Regions from separate parts of the Homo sapiens genome. Here region 1 is linked to region 2. Evidence: read pairs that join two places in POLR2A ChIA-PET (ENCODE). Cell type or tissue: Caco-2. All regions are shown on one strand. Region 1 overlaps OPTN (optineurin). Region 2 overlaps CAMK1D (calcium/calmodulin dependent protein kinase ID).

The links. ChIA-PET counts read pairs that join two places held together with the same protein. Peaks named below come from ENCODE experiments on the same cell type or tissue, not always from the same donor. Only the 100,000 strongest peaks of a DNase experiment are listed, where the experiment ranks them.
Region 1: POLR2A ChIA-PET joins it to region 2 with 5 read pairs; 2 of 35 experiments call an interaction of 5 or more read pairs at or near these places.

What each region holds. Positions count from the first base shown.
Region 1 is chr10:13,119,334-13,123,333 of GRCh38, forward strand. It overlaps OPTN (optineurin), which reads left to right. Exons shown (of 15, transcript NM_001008212.2): 8 at 3,052-3,154. Among named protein-coding and RNA genes, the nearest start is that of OPTN, 21 kb to the left of the region's middle. In Caco-2, no CTCF peak of the experiment used is centred here; no DNase peak of the experiment used is centred here.
Region 2 is chr10:12,636,475-12,640,474 of GRCh38, forward strand. All of the region lies in intron 2 of CAMK1D (calcium/calmodulin dependent protein kinase ID), which reads left to right. Among named protein-coding and RNA genes, the nearest start is that of MIR4481, 15 kb to the right of the region's middle. RefSeq lists an enhancer at 2,256-2,756. In Caco-2, no CTCF peak of the experiment used is centred here; a DNase peak (open chromatin) is centred at 1,777.

The DNA of each region.
Region 1 (4,000 bases), 480 kb after region 2:
TTCACGTAGCATAATGTTTTTGAGGTTCATCTACAACGTAGCATGTATCAGTACTTCCTTTTCCTTGCTGAATAACCTTCCATTGTCTATATATACAACATTTTGTTTATTCATTCATCAGTTGATAAACATTAGAGTTGTTGCCACTTTTTACCTATTAGGAATAATGCTGCTATGAACAGTGTGTACAAGTTTTTACTGGGATATGTGTTTTTAATTCTCTGGGGTATATCGTTATGGGTGGAATTGCTGGGTCATACGGTATCGCTATTTCATATTCTAAGGAACCAGCAAATCATTTTCCAAAGCAGCTGCGCCATTTTGCATTCCCACCAGCAGTGCATGAGCATTCCACTTTCTCCACGTCCATACCAACACTTGTTTCTTACTGTTTTCACTTTGACTTCAGCCATCCTAGTGGATGTGAATTGGTATCTCATAGTTCTGATTTGTATTTCCCTAGTGACAGCGATGTTGAGCATCTTTTCATGTTGACCGTTTGTTTGATTTGGAGAAAAGTCTATTCAGAGCCTTTGCCCATTTTTAAAAATTGGGTTATTTGTCTTTTTATGTTGAATTATAAGAGTTCATTTTACATTCTGGATACAAGACCCTTATTAAATATATGATCTGCAACTATTTTCTTTCTTTTTTTTTTTTTTTTTTTGAGACGGAGTCTCGTTCTGTCACCCAGGCTGGAGTGCAGTGGCGCAATCTCGGCTCACTGCAAGCTCCGCCTCCCGGGTTCACGCCATTCTCCTGCCTCAGTCTCCCGAGTAGCCGGGACTACAGGCGCCCGCCACCACGCCCGGCTAATTTTTTTTTTTTGTATTTTTAGTAGAGACGGGGTTTCACCATGTTAGCCAGGATGGTCTCGATCTCCTGACCTCGTGATCTGCCCGCCTCAGCCTCCCAAAGCGCTGGGATTACAGGCGTGAGCCACCGCGCCCGGCTGATCTGCAACTATTTTCTCCCATTCTGTGGATCGTCTTTTCCCTTGATGGTATCATTTGCAGCACATTTGTTTTTATTTTGATGTAATACAGTTTATCTCCTTTTTCTTTTGTCACCTGTGCTTTTGATGTCCCATCTGAGAAACCGTTGCCTAACCCAAGGTCACAAAGATTTACTCCTATGTTTTTCTCCTAAGAATTTTGTAGTTTTGGCCTGGCGCGGTGGCCAAAATTACAGTTGGCCACCGCACTCCAGCCTGGGTGACAGAGTGAGACTCTGTCTCAAAAAAAAAAAAAAAAGAATTTTGTAGTTTCATCTCTGACATTTAAGCCTGTGGTCCATTTTGAGTTTGTTTCTGTGTATGTTGTGATATAGGAGTTCAACTTCATTAGACTCTCAGTTCTGTTTCATTGATCTATGTTTGTCCTTACGCCAGTACCACAATGTCTTGAGTACTATAGCTTTGTAGTAAGTTTTGAAATCAGGAAGTGTATTAGCCCGTTTTCATACTTATATGAAGAACCGCCTGAGACTGGGTAATTTATAAAAGAAAGAGGTTTAACTGACTCACAGTTCAGCATGGCTAGGGAGGCCTTGGGAAACCTAACAAATCCTGGCGGAAAGCGAAGGGGAAGCAAGGCACCTTCTTCACAAGGTGGCAGAAAGGAGAAGGAACGCAGGAGGCACTACCACACACTTAGAAAACCATCAGATCTCATGAGAACTCACTCACTATCACGAGAACAGCATGGAGGAAACTGCCCCCGTGATTCAATTACCTCCACCTGGTCTCTCCCTTGACACATGGGGATTATGGGGATTACAATTCAAGATGAGATCTGGGTGGGGACAACAAAGCCTAACCATATGAGGAAGGAGTTAACTGTGAGCCAGCTCCTGCTGTGGCTAAGGGAAGGGAATCAGAAGGTGGAGAGACTTGAAATTGCACTCGAGAGATAGTGCCTTCCAACTTTGTTCTTCTTTTTAAAGACTGTTGGCTCTTCTGGGTTCTTTGCTGTTGCGTAAGAATTTTAGGATCAGCTTGTTAATTTGTGAAAAAAGCCAGCTGGGATCTTACTAGGGATTGCATTGTATCCCCAAATGATTTGGGGAGAATTGCTATCTCCAGGATTGTGTCATCGCAGAGATAGTCTTGCTGCTTCTTTTCCAGTCTGAATGCCTTTTATTTCTTTTTCTTGCCTGATTATCCTGTAAAAAAAAAAAAAAAAAAAAAAAAAAAGTGTTACATAGAAATGGAGAGAGCAGGCATCCTTGTCTTGTTCCTAATCTTAGGGGGAAAGCTAAGGCCCCACCTTTGTCATCACTTCAGAGGTTCCTGGTGTCACTCATGCTTGAGTGTCCTGGAGTTCCCACAGTGTGAATCTGGTTGCTTCTTGGCTGTCCCTACTGTTGGCTCAAAGGTCGGCCTTCTTGGGCTGGTAAGGCCCCACTCAGACCTGTACTGCCAAATTTTCCTACTATTATTTCCTCTCCCTTTTTCTTTGTTCCTGTAGGCACATGGCTTTTTGAAGGTCCTTTTAGTAGAGTTTGGGCTGGGAAAAAAATTGCATGCATCTGTTCAACCCATTATCTTTAACCACAGTCTCTTGTTTCATTTGGATTGGGACGGCTTTCCTGTGGTTATGATTTGGTGTTAAGAATGGTGTTACTTTTTTTGTTGTCGTTTATTCGGTGACTTTTAAACTTAGCTGTGTCCTAAAAGGAAAAGTCTTTCCTTCTCTAATGAATTCTTATGAATGAGATACCATGTTCATGGAACACACATGCATCCACATGTGTAAACACAAACAATTTCAAAAACATTGCTGCATAGGACAGTTGCATGGAAACAAATGGTGTTCAAGATGAGTTTCACTTGCCTTTTACCTCTGTGTGTATTTGTCTGTGAATCAATTCTAGCCAATTTTAGGATGAAAAATAAAACTAATGCTAATATAGTGAATGTGTAGAGATTTTGAAAACCCCTGATCCTTTATCCCAATTGTAAACAATGTTCTTTTTAGTACTTCTGTAATAATTGCTATTTCTCTTAAAGCCAAAGAGAAAGTAACTTTTCTATCTTCTGTGATTTTCCAGAGTTTCAGATTTTGAAAAGAAAACAAGTAATCGTTCTGAGATTGAAACCCAGACAGAGGGGAGCACAGAGAAAGAGAATGATGAAGAGAAAGGCCCGGAGACTGTGAGTCCTAAGATTCCACGGCCACTACCACACCCACACACACGAGAGTAGTCCAGCCACTGAATTCAAATCTTGTGATGGGTTATTTGCTTTAGAAATATAGAAATCATGTTGATATTGAATATTATCTATCTATTCCTTTTATATGTCCTTGTCCTGCTCTGTGTCAATTGTAGCGAGATGTATTTCTTTTTTGTTGTTGTTGTTGGAGATGGAGTCTCACTCTGTCGCCAGGCTGGAGTGCAGTGGCACGATCTCAGCTCACTGCAACCTCCGCCTCCCAGGTTCAAGCAGTTCTCCTGCCTCAGCCTCCCAAGTAGCTGGGATTACAGGTGCCCGTCACCACGCCTGGCTAATTTTTGTATTTTTAATACAGACAGGGTTTCACCATGTTGGCCAGGATGGTCTTGATCTCTTGACCTCGTGATCCTCCCACCTCGGCCTCCCAGAGTGCTGGGATTACAGATATGAGCCACTGCGCCCAGCTGCAAGATGTATTTCTATCAGTATTCTACAAAACGATTTCCTATGTCTCTTCTTGACTGATTTCTTCTCCTCGGTCCTTCAATGAACAAGCCTACTGTAGGAAAAGGAATGTTGTCCACTTTATAATGAGATCATTTGAGGATATGACTTAGAAACTTGAGGGAGAATTGAAAGATTTGGGTTCTATCCCATTACTGGTTTGAATAAAGTAGTTTGAAAGGAAAAGGTTCACTGTTGTCTTGTTCAGTGTTGTCTGGTAATTGAGAGAGGTGCCTTCGAGTCTGCAGAGAGTCTTCAGCTTTCGGAAGTTAATGAAGCCGTGAAGGTTGATAGCCATAGGGGCCCACGTGAAAGGCATTT
Region 2 (4,000 bases):
GTGCCACCACACCAGGCTATTTTTTGTATTTTTTGTAGTGACGCAGTCTCACTCTGTTGCCCAGGCTGGCCTCAAACTCCTGGGATCAAGCGTTTCTCCCACCTCAGCCTCCCAAAGTGCTGGGATTGTAGGCCTGAGCCACTGTGCCTGGCCTTATATGCAGTTTTCGCCAATGAGGAAACAGACTGAGAGGGGTTGAATAACTTGTTTGAAGTTATACAGCCAGCAGATGTCGGAATGGGCATTTGGACCCAGCTTCCTCCAAAGCTGAGGCTTTTTCTGTTGTTCCACAGTGATTTTCAGTTAGAAGTTTTGATTCTGGCATCTTGCCTTCTGTCAGTAACTGTTTTCAGCACAGAACAGAATACTGTTCACATTTTCTCTGAATATTGGACATGCTTCCTGTGTACTTCAGTGTTCTTGCTCAGGAAATCTGAGGAGCCACCGAGCACCAAAAGAACAGGCATCTGTAAAAGCAACTCAGAATTAAGACCATACTTTTTATTTTTATTTTTTTGATACAGTCTCTCTCTCTCATCCAGGCTGGAGTACAGTGCCTTCATCTCAGCTCACTGCAACCTCCACCTCCCGGGCTCAAGCCATTCTCCTGCCACAGCCTCCCAAGTAGTTGGGATTATAGATGTGCACCACCATGCCCGGCTAATTGTTGTATTTTTAGTAGAGACGGGGTTTCACCATGTTGGCCAGGCTGATCTTGAACTCCTTGCCTCATGTGATCCACCCGCCTCAGCCTCCCAAAGTGCCGGGATTACAGGTGTGAGCCACTGCGCCACGTCCATACTTTATTTCTGAAGATAATTTGGAAACCTATATTTCTAAAATACGACTACTGTAGATACTTCTAGAACATTCTCCCTCTCTCGAAAGTCATGCGTTTGTTCTCAACTCTCACAGAAGGAAGTAGGTCCCTTCAGTGTTGCGATTACCTTCCTGCCTGTTGAAGACAGCCTCTGCGTCTTTCTTTAATGCAAACGCATGGACGTATGACATCCATTCACTTCTTTATCTCATCTGTGGCCAGCAGGGTGTATAGAGGCAGGTTGCAGAAATGCCAAATATTTCCCAAGGTCCCAGGCAGAATTCCTGGTGGTAGTGCTACTGGATTTGCTAATGTAAAGATGTCCTGATTTTGGGAGGGCGGGGGTGGGAAGTAAGCATACAATTGTGCAAATATTAGTAATCTCTTTTATTCTTAGAAGATACAGTCTGTTGAAGAACATGGTGAGGAATTGGCAGGAGAGCATCCGTGACTCCTTTAGCCTTTGTGAGGCTGTGGTGCTATATTGAGGCGGCTCACTCAGATGGGAACACCAACCATATGGTGGAGAAGGGAAGGAGACGTGTTCTTTCTCTAGTTTGGCATGCAAATGAGAAAGAAAGCGCTGCAGAGGCACAAGCTGGCTTCTCATCTCAGCAAGCAGAGGCAGGCCACCGATGTCCAGCCTTGTAGCCTCATCCTATCCACAGCCCGGCCCGGTAGCCTCATCCTATCCCCACCCTGACCTGTGCCTCTAGTGACCACAGGCAGCTGAATGGTGGAGGACGGGGGGATTCCGATATCCTTGTATTAGGAGGGGCCTCAGAGAAGGGGAGGCCATCTTCTGGGTTTGCTAGAAGCCCTCTCTCCACCCCAGTAACAACTCACTCTTTGACTGGAAGTACAATGAAAAGGGCTAGGGGGTGGGAGGGGCCAGGCTTCTAGCAGATGTTTCTGTTTGCCTCGTGTGCAGAACCACAGCTTCCACTGCCTGGCCCTCCCAGGTCTCTTTAGCAGCTGGGCGTGGTCTGGATAAAGTCCATACTCTAAGCCTGCTTGCTATTCACGCTAGCTGTTCTTTACTGTATCCCTCCACATCTACCCAGCCTCCGCCTCCTCTCCCCATCCTTTTATAATCATACCTCACTAAACCACCTGCTGTTCCCATTGCACTAAGCTCTCTACCACCTCGGGCCTTTTACAGAGGCTTTTCCCTCTGCATGGAGAACTCCGTTCCCGTCACCCCTCACTCTCTTTCCTTGGATAAATCCTGCTTGTTCTTCCTCTCCATCCGGAAGCCTTCCCTTGGCCCCCGACCCTGGCCAGCCTCCCCCTTTGTGAGCTCCTGCAGCACTGCACCCTCAGTTGGATGCCGCCTCAGAGTAGCCTGCTGGCTGGAGTCTCCTTAGACATCCTGAGGGTTTTAGTCATAGCCATAGCCCCAGAGTGCAATCGTGTCTGCTGCAGGGCTGGCCGATTGCATCCCACGTAGGCTGTGCAGCCCCACCTGTCTGCCCCTCATTTTGTATCACCAAATCTATAAATGTGGAAGAACAGTGGGAGTGAGCGAGGGGGTGAGGTTCCCCATCTTCCTCTGGGAGGGTGGAAAGGCGTTCACCTCCGTAGTCCCCGTTGGTGTCCCTCTCATCCCCCCACTTCTCTCCGCATCCTTGTCACAGTCAGCGGTGGCTCTGCCTGGCTTGCTGTCTTCCTTTCTCCTCTTGGAATGTCGTCTTCGTGAGGGCGGGAACCTCATTCCTCTGGTTCCTGCTTTGGCTTCAATACATAGCTCATTCCTGGGCCGTGGAAAGTGATCAGTATCCATTTGAATGTGTATGTGAATTCATTCAGTGGGCAGTGATGTACAGGACCTCCCGCCTCAGAAAGAGAAAGTCCCCTTTCTATTTTCCTGCTTTAGCAATATAGAGAAGCTTTTAAAAAGACCTAATCAGGCCGGGTGCAGTGGCTCACGCCTGTAATCCCAGCTCTTTGGGAGGCCAAAGCGGGTGGATCACCGAGGTCAGGCGTTCAAGACCAGCCTGATCAACATGGTGAAACCCTGTGTCTACTAAAAATATAAAACTTAGCCGGGCATGGTGGTGGGCGCCTGTAATCCCAGCTACTCGGGAGGCTGAGGCAGGAGAATCACTTGAACCCGCGAGGCGGAGGTTGCAGGGAGCCAAGATCACGCCATCGCACTCCAGCTTGGGCGACAGAGCAAGACTCTGTCTCAAAACAAGCAAACAAACAAACCTAATCAGAACCAGAAAGGGCTTTAAGCTCATCCTTGCTTAAATTTTTTTTTTAAATTTAATTTTTCCCCCCAAACCCAAGGAAGCCTCAGGAGCATTTTCGTCTGCATTTTCTCTAGCACACAATCACGTGTAACCTTGTTTTCAAGGAGAGCCTAATGTTTATCTACTTTATAATTAACATTTTGTTTTTCGGTGTCTTTTATTTGTTTAGTGATATTGATTTGCATACTGTTGCTTTAATTGCTTGATAATGTAAGCCCTTAGATGCTTCTCATGATAATGCTTCTGGAAACAGATTGTTATTTAACAATCAAATGACTAAGTGGATATATATATATATTTTTTGTTTGTTTGTTTGGGAATTCTTTTTGTGTCTCTGGAGTTCAAGGGGAAGCTTCTATGCGCCTGGAATTCTACATGGAAACTCTTGTAGCTCTGCTCGCACAATTGCTGATTTCTGATAGCACCAGCATCTCACATTCTGTGACTTTAATGAGAAGGAAAAAACTTGTAATGTCATGTTCTACGAAGCTCCCCTTTTGGAAGACAGAAACTGACAGATGTCCTTATTTTTATTCTGCAGAATAGCTCCTTCCTCTCGAAGAATCAGCGCTCCTAGCCCCAGCAATTTCTCCTCTTAGAAAACTCTTCATTTGCTTTGCTTGAGAGACTCCAGCTTGGGAGTCTGTTTCTCCAAATTTCTGATTTTGTTTGCTGGCAGCTTGCCCCCACCCCTTCTGGTTCAGCAGAGCTTTGCCCAAGTTGCAGGTTCTGTCAGAAGGAGTGGGGAGAAGGAGAAGGAGTTTAGAATCTCAAAATCCTGGCTCTGTGGTATTCAGCAAGTTAATGAACCATGTCTGTGCCTAGGTCGTCTCACTGCAAGAATAGGAATTGTAATATCTTCGTCACAGGTAGGCCCTTGATAAGCTAGCACGGTGCTTTCAACACATTAAGTACTGTGTGTATG